Regions from separate parts of the Homo sapiens genome. Here region 1 is linked to region 2. A link is a contact called in ENCODE Hi-C or POLR2A ChIA-PET data. All regions are on one chromosome and are shown on one strand. The core of a region is the stretch at or near the end of the contact, and the rest is flanking DNA. Distances in the headings are between cores, read along the strand shown. Region 1 overlaps LRMDA (leucine rich melanocyte differentiation associated). Region 2 holds the start of ZNF503-AS2 (ZNF503 antisense RNA 2).

Region 1 (6,137 bases), core at 1,694-4,193, 1.2 Mb after region 2:
ATTTTCACAGGCAGATTTGTGGCTATTGAATGACTGTCTTATGGACATTTCCTTTCTTTGTTTTTTTCTAGTTGTGTACAGTTCAGAGACTCAAGTCCGATTAGCGCTAAGACAACTCTGTCCAACTGAATTTAAAATAGGTTTTTCTAAAAATAGAAGAAAATAAAAATGCAGGTGGCAAAAACAAAACAGATTTTTCCTTGATAATCCTACAGAGCTTTCATAATAACTATGGAAGTGATTTCTTATGGGCATTTAGAATAAATAATGAGTTGATTAAAAAGTTCAACCCTATTGTAGGGGCATTTTTCATTGTTAAGTCTCCTACAATCTCCTTGAATGAGAGGAGAGCCTTATACGGAGCCACAGAGTTACTTAAAGTAAAACTGAAAATGGAAATCAAATGCATTCTGACCAGAGAAAGAGAGTTCAGGATTCCTGTAAGAAGCCATTTAATGGGAGGCTCTTGTTCCTGTCCATGTGGTGTTTTTTTTTGTTTTTGTTTTTTTGTTTTTTTGAGACGGTGTCTCTCCCTGTCGCCCAGGCTGGAGTGCACTGGCGCGATCTCGGCTCACTGCAAGCTCCACCTCCCGGGTTCACGCCATTCTCCTGCCTCAGCCTCCCGAGTAGCTGGGACTACAGGCACCTGCCACCACGCCCAGCTAATTTTTTTAATATTTTTAGTAGAGACGGAGTTTCATCATGTTAGACAAGATGGTCTCGATCTCCTGACCTTGTGATCCACCTGCCTCGGCCTCCCAAAGTGCTGGGATTACAGGCGTGAGCCACCACGCCCGGCCATTCATATGGTATTTTGTCAACACCACCTCTCTTCCTTAATCATCCCATATGTGCTCAATGCCTGGTGCCTGCCAGAATTTGGAATATTCTCTCTGGAAGTCAACAACATTGCTTCATGATAAAGGGTATCAAAATAGTCACATTCTGGGAAGATTGTTCTACATCTTTTACTTGGGCTGGGTTCATCTTTAAACTCTTAATTTTCCATTCTTTGAAACTCTACTAAGGGAAACTGGCGTGAGGAGAGGCTACATTCTGGGGAGTAATTGGCCAAATTAGAAAAGTACCTAGCATGTGGAAGAGAAGTCATGCAGAAAGTGATATTCCTAGGAGCCTATACTTGTAGTGACATTTTATTTCAATGTCAACTCTGAGGTTGACAGAATCTTCTTGTCTGTGAGGACAAAAAGGGAGAGTTCTTCCCTTCTGGAGCTTCATCCACTTTCTGCTGCCCATTGGATCTATGATTATCTTGCATGTCTGCTTTTCAGCACCTGTGTTTCCCTGCTATGCTAAGTGTGCCACCTGTAATGATGTGTGTCTTTTTATTTGCAGGTGTCCTGGGGAAGTGTCGCTACGTTTACTATGGGAAAAACTCAGAGGGCAACAGGTTTATCCGAGATGACCAGCTCTGAAGCCAACTTCTGTATACCTTCACCCATTTCATGAAAATAAAATCAAAAGGGAAATCAAAAATAAAGAAAACGCTAAAGAAAAAACAATAGCCCACATTGCCTCTCTTTGGGAAAAGCTATGACTTCAGCTTTTGGTACCTTCCGCTGACTTTGCCAGGCCTGTCAAGATGATCCTTCTGCCTTAGACTGAGTGGTCACATAGAGATTGACATGATTGCCCTTAAGCAGGTCTCATCCACCAGGGTGACAGACAGCGGTGGCAAAGCAACAGGGCTGACAGCATGAACACCATGATAGATTGCCTGGTCCTGCCACTGCTCACAGGGGAGCAGAGGTCACACCTGGGGCCTCCCTGGACATGCTCAGTGGCTGCAGTCAAGTGAGAAAGACTGTCCTCAGCTCGCCTATTGAATTGAAATCCCTCTGATACCATCGTGCTGTGGGCTTATTTTTAGTGAAATAGTCACAGTTTAGGGGATGGCCATTCTCCCTCACTCCTTTTAAATCTTAACGTCCTGTATTCTGCATATACATAGCTCCCGTCTCTTCCCCTCCACCTTCCTTTAGCATCGATTTTATGACAGGTGGTGCATTTCAGTTTGCAGTTTTTCGGAGAACAAGGTATAACTTCCCAGCCAGGTCATACATTTATGGCTGGCTTCATGTTGCTACAATCCCTTTATTGGCGTAAATAGCTTTCCCTAAATCCCTGACTACAAAAGCGTGGACTTTTATCTTGTTTCATTCAACTCTAAATCCACTTCTTGCCCTGAATATGATGCAGTGTAAGGCATAAGGCATCTTTCTCAGCATGAGGGTTTGGTTGCACCAGGGACTCTTATTTATTAATTTATTTTTAACCGTACACACTTCCAGTGATGCCTGTGGCCATACTTGTGCGTGGGGCTGGCTTGCTCCTTTGGGTGCTATTTAAAGGGAGTGAGGTGATGAAAGATAGAGTGAAGGGTCAGGAGGTTAAAAAACAAAATTAAGACTGTTGAAAACACCCACCAGACCAAAGAGTTTTTATAGAAGGCACAAACCTTTTGGATTTTGCATCTTTGTCATGACCTCTCAGAAATCAAATCCACAGGTTGTGAGACAGTGCTCTGTCTTCCTGTATGCTTGGCTGTGCACTAGCACTAATGTCACAAGGAACATAAGTGTGATCATTGCTAGTTGGGTGACTCAAAGTTTATCTAACTTGCTGGTGCACCAGTCAAATCACTCTAGAAGATGTTCAAAAGGTTGATTGATTGTTCTTGACACGATAGTGTTTATTTTTCTGCTTCTTCCATTTAGACCAAGTGTTCATTGTCCTCCCAGTATTAGGTCAGTTTGATGACAGCAAAACCTGAAAGAGAATCCCTCCAAGTTATAGATACTGAGGGACTAGGAGCTGCTATTGTAAAACTATGGGGACTCAGAATCCCTAAGCTGCCCAAGGAGAACCTACTTTCTCAGCTCTAGCCCGTTTACATAGCCTCTGGCCCACTGAGTCAACACAGGCCTTGAATGACATGTATTGAGGCTGGCAGGAGTCCCTGTTTGAGATTACACAACCTTTGTTAATCAGTTCTTTAGACAAGTTAACATTAAAATCCTCAAAACCATGAAAAATTGGAGAATGTTGAATGTTTGCATTTATCTCTCAAATCCATTAGTAACTGGATTTGAGTACCTTTTCTCTGTTTGATCTACAAAACAGCACTGGAAAAATGCTTTAAATTATCTGCATTTGGTCCCACCCTGGGTCATTGTTTAGAAGCATCAACACATGTTTTCTCCCTGGCATAATATGGGCAGCCAGAATTCTGTGCAAGGGCAGCTAGACGAGTCAGATGTCATATCCAATCTAGCCACACATATATCCTTGTCTTTATAAAAGGCTTTAACCCTGCCTCAAACAATAAAAAAGCACTTGTGAACTGACCACAGAATTTTTCCATCTTTATTTTTCTTACTTGTTTACTTTTTTTAATGTCAGAACCATTTGTATCATGCGCAGGAATGTCTCCCTCAATGTGAGCTTTGGAGGCAAAACATATTTTTGGAGTGAGTTATTGACCACATTGTTTCCCTCTCTTTGGGTTGTTTATTTTCTTCCAGAATGGTGTAATAACTTTAATTAAGATTAGCTTTAATTATAAATTACCTAAAGGCCATCACTAAGGTATATTCATCTTATTGATAGAATTATAGTCAGCTTTGTTTCTCTTAAGCAGGGATAGTGATAATGAAGTGCTGGGTTGGTTACAGTTCCACTGTGTGTTAACCAAAATTTGCTGTGCTAGAGCTAGACTTTGGTCTGAATTGGCAGAGGTAGAACCCATGTTGCATGTTTATCCTAAATCTGTAGGAATTTCCCAAACCTTGTTTTTCAAAGTTGAGAAGTAGAAAGTAATAAATTCAATCAGGGCCCAGACATGTTTTGTACCCCCTTTACCCTTTGGTCTTTCTTCCTTTTATCCTATTCCACTGAGCTTGTTCTTTGGGGATTGTGGTGCCTGACATCACTGTCTTTCCTCCCCTAGGACACTGACTTGAGTGGAGAGACCTCGGCAATTCAAGGCTGTCCTGCAGCTCTCTGTTGCCTCAGCAATGTCAGGACGACTGTCTCTTTCCTAAGTAACATAATTTTAAAGAACAATTTGTTCCTCAGGGAATAATGTCTTGGATTGTGGGGAATCCTATTAAAAGTACAACTATTGCAGTCATTTGCTTTTACTTTTACCAGCCTCACTCATAAACCCTCCATCTGTTTGTTGCTTTAAATAGAAGCACATTATAAGAGATTATCACTTGATCAGGCTGCATGTCTGAGTGTTGTGTGTTTTCACATACTCATGTATACTAAGGAATAAAAGAAAGCAAACCACAGATTCTGGATGAAAGGATTTTTCATTTGTTTGTGTGTGTGTGTGTGTGTGTGTGCATGTGTGTGTTTCCAGCGGAGATGTATCTTGTACATTTTCAAGGGAAAAATGTCTTTCTTGCTGTTTTCAAGAAATAACCTGGCTGTCTTTCTTCTTTTCTTTGTTAACATGCAGACCAAAAACAATCCACAGGACCCTTTTCATCAAAACAATAATGGTGTTTAGTACTTGCTACTTGCAAGGGCAGCCTAAATCAGGTCTGTGTGGCTGCAACACAGGTAATGCCCAGCGTGGACACAATAGTACCCATTGAGACTCTTCCCTGCTGTCCATCATTGTAGCTGATCCAATGTGACCTTTGACCACTTGCTTCTTCCGGTTCTGTTTCCAGGAAGAAACCTTCACTGAAGAAGGGCGCTACCATTACTCGATTCTCTCTAAGTTGTTCAAATACCATGCAGGAAACTGACTGTTATGAGTAAGACCTGGAAAGGAAAATGACACCAGAGAAGCACAAAGAATGTTGATTACCTGTTTATATGACAACTGGACCATCGGCTTGTGGTACAGTGTTGTGTATTACTTCTTCTAATGCATCAGCAACCCCTCAAATGACCCAAAGAACATTGAAAGCCACAACCACTGTTCAAAATATTGTCTTCCTACAAGTCTACCTGAAATTTCCCAGCATTGGGAGTTCCCATCCTTTGGGTAATTATAATGCTAAGTGTTAATTTGTCACTTTGTGGTTGGGATAGGTCATAAATTGTGTTATTTGTGCATATTATCATATAAGCACATGCTAATTCTTCTAGAGTATCTTGGAATGTGGCCCAGAGAACAACCAACCTGGGACAAGGGAATTTTGCTAAGAAACAGTAGGGGAAATTCTAAGTATGGAATGTGTATGGGGGAGAGTTGCTATAGTAGGAATGATATAAATGGCAATAAATGGGATTATGCCAAGAGACAGAATGCAGCAGAATTAAAATGTGGCATCTTCATGGATAGGAGTAAGTTGAGAAGGAAAGGGAAAAGATAGTTTTCTGCCAGTTAAAAGGTTTGCTGATATTCAGCACTACAGTGATGTTTAGGGATATTTTATCCTCAAAATTGAGTCATCTTTCATGTAAATGAGTGTCCACCAATTTAATGTTTTACAAGATTTTCTGCCCAACACAATGAAACAGTGTGGAAAAGATGGTTCATGGAGCACTGTGGGAACAAATGATCGTGGTGGCTGCATATGGACAGAGATGACTGTGGCTGGTACCTAATATTCTACAAACTCAGCATCCTAAGGCAAGTGCCTCAGCTCTGGAGTGGCTAAAAAATACAAGGTAAACTTATGATCTGGGCAGTCATATGAAAGAGAAAATAGTTCTGTGGTCATGGGAAGTCTTCGTATATTCATCAAGTTCAGAGGTAGATGGACACCTTGACAAGATAACATAAAAAAAACAAAAATATTTAAAGAAAAAGACGAGTGCCTGTATATGGGGCAGAAGATGCTGGCAATAGGATTTAACTGTTATTGGCATGCAGGCAGCGAATGAGAACTTAGCTCATAGGAAGTGTGAATAACATCTTAGTTCAAGTGGATTACCTGGATTAACATGCAGAATATTCTAGAAATAATGTTTATATTTTGTCACATCAATTACTTTAAGTCAACTTTTCCTTCTTTGTATTGGAATAGTTCTCTCAATGTTATAAATAGGAATGAATTTTAAAACTCTGGGATAATTTCCTTTAGACAGGAACTTTCCAATTTAGGTGTTTGTGATGAGAGGGAAAAAGTCCTGCCAGTGGGCTTAAGCACAAT
Region 2 (6,164 bases), core at 1,862-4,361:
AACATAAATAAATACCAGTGTCCACCGATGCAGTCCTCAGATGAACACTTTCTCAATTATTTTTTCCTTTTTTTTTCTATAAAAAGTCAAATGATATTTTTTCAACTTTTATAAAGTTTGGGTGGGGAGGTGAAAGTGGGGAGAAGGGGAGTGTCCCACCGGGTCTCGGTCGCTGCTGTCGGGTAGATAGATACGGTATACATTTCTTTCCTTTCGTGGCCCGAGTCCTCCCCACGCGCGGGTGTCAGCAGCCTGGGCCGTGATCCCGCCTCTCCCTGGACTCCTCCCCTCCCCCTCTCCCTCCTCTCCCTCGCTCGCCCTCCCGGCCGCCCTCACTGATACCCCAGCGCCGAGGCGGTGGTCAGTCTCTGTCCGTAGAGGGCGTAGGGGGAGTAGTACGGTCCGGTGGCGGCGGGCACCGGCACGGGGGCGCCAGGCGTGGGAAGCGGGCTCTTGGAGTAGGGGTGGTAGCGGCTGCTGAGTCCCAGCGCGTGGTGGGGGCTGCGCAGCGCCAGCGTCCCAGGGCTGCCCGGTGCGCCCGAGGTGGGGATGTGCATGTGGCAAGCCATGGCGGCCGCGGCAGCGCTGGCCAGAGACGACGAGCTGGGGTAGCCCGACAGCAGTTTGTCTGTCCCGGGAAATGCCGTATGGGTCCGCAAGTGGCTCAGCAGCTCTTCGGACGTGGCGAAGCGCTTGTCGCACGGCCCGTTGGCCGACACCCAGTTGCAGATGTGGGGGAGTGGGTCGTTAGGGAGCATAAAGCCGTAGGGGTAGAGGGGGTGGCCGGCCAGGGAGGGCGGTGTGGCGCCAGCAGCCGCGGCGGCCGTTAGCGAGGAGTGCACACCGTGCAGCGGGTGCGTGGGGTACACCAGCGGGTATCCGGACTTCAGCGCCGCAGCCGCAGCAGCCGGATCATGTGCGCAAGAAGCGCTGGCGGCCGCCGCCCCTGCCAGGTGGCTAGCGCAGTGGTAGCTGAGGCAGTAAGGGTCCCGGCACAAACTGGCTGTCATCACGGACGGCGGAGACGCTCCGGCCAAAGGGCTGGAGCCGGCCGGCTTACTGCAGCCCAGAGACCCGGCCGCGGCCGCCGCCAGCTGCGCCCCCACCAGGCTGCCCGGCTTGGTGGGGTCAAGTGCCACGCCGTGTGGCAGGAACTGGGGCGGGTAGCCGGCGTAGGCCCCGGCCAGGCTGCCTGGGTAGGTCATACCCGCGGGAGGCAGAGGGAACACTGTCTGGCCCGGCTTGTAGGGTGACACGGGAGCCACCAGCCCAGAGCCCAACACTGAGGAGGAGGTGGGCGCGCTGGGGCCGGAGCCGGAGCTGGAGCCCGATGAACCGCCGCAGTCCGAGCCCAGAGCCTTGCCTCCCGGGCCCCCATCCGGATGCTGGTTCACATCCACATTAATCCCGCCGCCGCAGCTAATCCGGCCGTGTGCCAGCCCCGTGGGTCCCCCTTCGGCCGAGGCGCCCCCGGTGCCCTTGCCACCGCCGCCCACGTCGGTGTCTTTCTTGTCGTCCTTGCCCTCCGGGGCACCCCCGGCCGAGGACAGCATACCTCCCGGCGAGCAGGCCGAGGCGCTGGAGCTCGGGCTGCCTGTCCTGGGCGTGAATGGCTGGCAGGTGGCGCTCGGTACCCGGAATCCCGACTTCTCCGACGAAACACCCCCGCCGCCGCCCCCGCCACCGCCACCGCCTCCACCGCCGCCTCCCGGCTCCTTCTTATCCGAGCCGGGTTTGGAGTACGGCTTGAAACTCGACTTGTCCTCCACGCCGATGTCGCTCAGCTTCAGGGGGCCCGATTTGGTGTCCTTGTCGCCCGCAGCACCGCCGCCGGCACCGCCCGCGCCGCCCCCGTTGGAGGCAACCGAGGAGAGTTTGGAGGAGGGCGAGGGGTCGGGCTTCCCGATCTGCGAACATGTTTGCGCCAACAGCGCCAGCGGGCTCTTCTTGGCATCGAGCTGCGGGGTCAGACGATGGGGGGGGAGCGTCACACAGAGAAAGAAGTGGAAACCCTTTAGAATCCTGGCTTCTGGGGTTCAAATGCCTCTCCGCAACAGCCCACGAAGATCCTCCCAGCCCCAAGGCGCAATTCTAGGCGGCACCCCCTCTTCAACACCCACTCACAAACATTCTCGCCGTTGGGAAAGGCAGCAGATTGCTCCCCCCGCCCAACCACCACCCCCAGCAGCATCTTTCCTGCCCTCTCTGAGCGCTAACTAGATTTTTAAAGAGCAAAATGTTTTGGTTTTCGGTTCCTAGACCCAGAACTGTACCCCCTCCCCACAAACACTCCTTAATTCTTCAGAGTAAGGGCTCGGGCGGCTGGCGCCTCAGAGGCTGTGTGCACACACTGGCTTCTGCGGATACGAAGGACGGCGACTTTGGAACCGTATTTCAGACCTCCGCCTGCCTTCGGTGCCGAGTGAAGGGGCCTGGGTCGGGGTAGGGGCTTTCATATCGAAAGGAGAAACAAGTATTGGCAGCCTTGCTCCCTAGCATGCACGCCCCATTCCACTTCCTCCCCCTTTTCCGCCCTAGTTTTGAGGTACGGAAGCAGTAGCCTCTTCCCCCATTCGGGAGCTGAATCACTCCGACCCCCCCACCTCCGCCCAGATCCCGAGAAAAAGAAAGCCCTAGGGTGGCAGCCAGGGTAGTGGTCCCAGTGCGATCCAGAGAGAGGGTCCTTACCTCGATGGGGCTGACCGGCGTGGAAGGCAGGGGCTGCAGGTACTCGGGGTGCAAAATGTGGCCAGTTCGTGCCGTCAGCATCTTCAGCACCTTGATTGGCAGGCGGTTGGCCTGGCGCAGGGGGTCAGAGGGGGGCACGGCGTGCACAAAAGGCTTGGTGCTGCCGGCCGGGGACGAGCCTGGGCCGGGGCCGGAGCTATTTCCAGAGAGCGCGCTGGTCCAGGCAGGGTCTGCACCGCCGCCTCCGCCTCCGCCGCCGCCGCCGCCGCTGTGCTTACTGCTTCTTAGGGCAGAAAGCGAGGGCGCTGTGCTCATGACCCACCCGCGCGCATGGGAGCAGCGGGGGGGAGGGCTCCGGGAGGCGCGGGGCGGGCTCGGGGCTGCGCGCTCGCCCCGGGAGCAGGAGCAGCGGGAGGAGGAGGAGCTGGCGCGGCGGCCACGGGCGCCCAGCGCGCCTTCTCGGCGCCTGGAGCCAGACGCGAGTAATCCTGGGTGGCCCGCAGCGGAGCCGTGGCCGGGCTAGAGGAGCCGGCTGGACTGCGGGAGTGCCGGGCGGCTCGCGGTGTCCGCCTCGGGCTGCTCCCCTGCGCTGCGTTCTCGCGGCCCCGCGCCGGCGCTGCGCTCTGCGATGCGAGCCGCTGCGTGTCCAGCCGGGGCTCTGGCGAGGAAACTCACTTCAAAAGCAGCTGCACCAAGGGGGAGATTAAAGCCTTTGCCGCCTTCCAATCAAATGGGAGCCCGAGGTGATTGGAGGGTCAAGGGGATGTGACGCGTCCCGCGCCGCCGCCGCCGCCGCTGCCAGGACTCTCAGTGCCGGTTTTAATGGGCAGCTCCCTCTTCGCCGCCCCCCTGTGTGTCCCCTCCCTCGATTTCGCTGGGAGGACGAGATGGACATTTATTCTACGTTTGCCATCCGCCGCCTCCCTCTTTTTTCCTCCTCGTCGTTCTTCCTTTCCCCAGCTCGAAAATAAACTGAAACCTTCTTTTGAAGGGGGGTGCGCGTGAGGAACAGACTGCGGGGGGTGTCCAGAAGGAGCACCGGTGGGAGTGTGGACACCGGCCGGACTGTCAACTCCAGGGGCGAAGGGAACCTGCACACCCAGTGTTTTTTCCTTCGCAGTAATCGAGATCCCGCGCGGCGCAGCGCAGCCACCAGGGTAAGAAGGCAAGGTGGGGAGCCGGAGCTGGAAGAAGCCCGCCCGCCCGCTCTAATTTCCTCAGATTCCGCGGCGGAGAAACCAGAAGCTAGATGGGCAGTCGCAGCGGCGGCGGCTCAACACCGCGAGGAGCGCTGGGCTCTCCGCCCTTCCCGGCCACGTGACGCCCGGGGACGCGTAGATTGGGGCAGCAGCGGGGGTCACATGTTTCCTCTGTTTCACCCTCAGTCTGTCCCCCAACCCCCCATTCTTACTCTCCCACCCTGTTTTCCTCCCTCCCCCCCTTCTTTGGGCATCTCCACCCCTCCATCAATTGTCAATGTTCCTCGACCGCAATCAATCAGTTATTTGTCAGCTCTTGTCAATCCTCCCGTGATTTATGTCAGCTTTTGTTGCTGATTACAAGGCGGGTGCGACTTGAAGGGAAAAAGAGAGAGGGAGAGAGAGACGGAGAGGAAGGAGGAGATTGAGAGGGAACTGGAGGAGGGGAAAAGAGGAGCGGCCTCCTGGGATGGGGGTGGGGTGGGGGCTCTAAGAAAAAGAATGAAAGAGGCGCACGGTGTCAGGAAAATGAATAGCGAGAGTAAAGTGCGCAGGTGCGCCCAGGGCGCCGAGAGGGGCGCGCAGGCCTGGAGTGTGCGCCTGCCCTCTCGGTGTCGGAGAGACGCCCTTCCACCTCTGGGAGCCTCGGTCTGTTGGGGTCGCGGAGTTCGGGCGCGGCTCCGGGTACCCGAGACCAGCGGCGGCAACTTCTAACACGGGAGATTTCCCGCCACCCCACCCCGCCGCCGCGAGTCCTCGCGGGGCGTGTTGCGTGCGGAGGTCAGGCTGCCACCCTCTGTAGTTCCCTAACCCCAAACTCGGAGACTTCTAAGAGCCACACCACCAAGGAACTTCTAGTCCTGGAGGTCAATGGTGGGGCAAACCTCGCCTCAATTCTTTGACCCCCTCGGGTCGTAAGCAGGGCTAAGAGGCTGCGAAGAAGAGGCCTGGCCATGGGTGTATGGGGGAAGAAACATCTCAGGCTCACTCATGCCCCCTCCCCGACCTTCTCCCACCTGCCGCCATCCCCGCAGGCTGGGGAGCCAGGGTAACTCGGGGCTGCTCTCTCGAATTTATTGGAACGCCGAGTCGGAATGAGCTGCGCTAGGAGAGCCGAGGGAAGGAGCGAGAGAGGGAGGGGGCGGCTGCCTGTGGGAACGCGGGTTCTTCCAGGGAAGCGGAGCGGGACTGCCGCGTTCCCCTCGATTTGCACCGTCACTCGGGTTGTTTGGGAAGAAAAGGGGAGGCGCTGTGCGTGCCACCGGGTACCTGGACCTGGATGCCCAGTGTGTATGCATGCCTGTGGCGCTGCGTGAGTTATCGGGGCTCTGATAGCGTCCGGAGCGGGTTCGAGGGTCTCCTCCAGGAACTCGCAGAAATTAGAGGGGGTGGGGAGGAGGACACACCCCCTTCCTCGGAACGACTTAGAAGACTTTGAATCTCCCCTCCTCCGCTTTTCCGCCCCGGCTCTTCTTTTGTTGTCAAGTCCTTTTGATAAATGGTGGGGCTGGGAGCTCTGGGAGTCGGGAGCCAGTCTGTGCCCGCGTGGGGGGCGGGGGCCGAGCCTGGAGACCCGGTTTCGACCGGCGCGCACCTGGGGCTGAGCCGGGTGCGCGCGGGGGTCGGGTCTGGAACTGCCCTTGGTATGCTCGCCCTCTCCTCTTGGCCCATCTCACTCCCCTCCCCCACCTGACTCCCCTCCCCGGCTTCTTTCTCTGTCTCCCACTCCGCACGGGTACCGAGAACTTTCCGGGGTGAGTTTTAGAATTTGCTCCTAGGCATTCTTTTTCTGCGTTTGGATTTTATCCCTTGATTCTTTGGGTTGGTAAACTTTATGAAATGGTAACTTGACTGAAGCTCATTTGGAGAGAAGAGGGGAGTGAGGCGGTGTGTGCTTGGGGCTGGTGTTTGTCAGTGTGAGCGTGTAAGAGCACACCTGCATTCAAGGGGGTTTGTAGTGTCCGTGCGACATCTGAGGGAGGTGAGTCGGCGAGCGGGTGGCGAGGCCCCACGCTGAGGGAGGCGGTTGTCTGGTCTCCGGGGAGCAAGTCCCAGGTGCGCGTTTCGGAGGGCGGGACAGTCCTACGCTGTCTCTGCGGGGCAGCGCGTCTGTGAAGCACTCTTATCCTTCGGGTGTGTCCATGTGTGCCTGGTTACTGAGTGCGCGGCCGTCTAGGTGTCGACCCAACCAATGGTAGTGCTCCTAACGCCGCGAGCCCACCTTTGGGCCGCTATCGCCGCGGCCTCCCCGCGAGGCCCGGGCACTGAAATTCTGGG

What was found. Hi-C counts contacts between places; a loop is a spot of excess contacts on that map. ChIA-PET counts read pairs that join two places held with the same protein, here RNA polymerase II (POLR2A). Pooled maps may share reads with other maps.
Region 1: a map of heart right ventricle shows a loop between it and region 2 (4-fold over the local background). The contact joins the enhancer-like site here to the promoter of ZNF503-AS2 in region 2. A Hi-C loop is called at or near these places in 63 of 168 maps with a recorded cell type or tissue (A673, CD14-positive monocyte, Caco-2 and 37 more), 25 of 37 single-sample maps with no recorded cell type and 45 of 50 pooled maps. POLR2A ChIA-PET finds 5 or more read pairs at or near these places in 5 of 52 experiments (AG04449, AG04450, BJ and 2 more).

The regions. Positions count from the first base shown.
Region 1 is chr10:76,555,853-76,561,989 of GRCh38, forward strand. It overlaps LRMDA (leucine rich melanocyte differentiation associated), which reads left to right. Exons shown (of 7, transcript NM_001305581.2): 7 at 1,357-4,316. The coding sequence ends at 1,436. Among named protein-coding and RNA genes, the nearest start is that of KCNMA1-AS1, 330 kb to the right of the region's middle. Within about 2 kb of position 2,944, at least 7 of the 41 ENCODE cell types and tissues checked have a DNase peak (open chromatin) inside an H3K27ac peak, as active enhancers do; they include IMR-90, ascending aorta, ovary and 1 more, where a contact is called at or near this core.
Region 2 is chr10:75,398,417-75,404,580 of GRCh38, forward strand. It overlaps ZNF503-AS2 (ZNF503 antisense RNA 2), which reads left to right and starts at 3,112. Exons shown (of 2, transcript NR_024421.1): 1 at 3,112-3,845. It overlaps ZNF503 (zinc finger protein 503), which reads right to left and starts at 3,348. Exons shown (of 2, transcript NM_032772.6): 1 at 2,689-3,348; 2 at 1-1,958. The coding sequence starts at 3,003. The coding sequence ends at 333. RefSeq lists an enhancer at 2,350-2,850.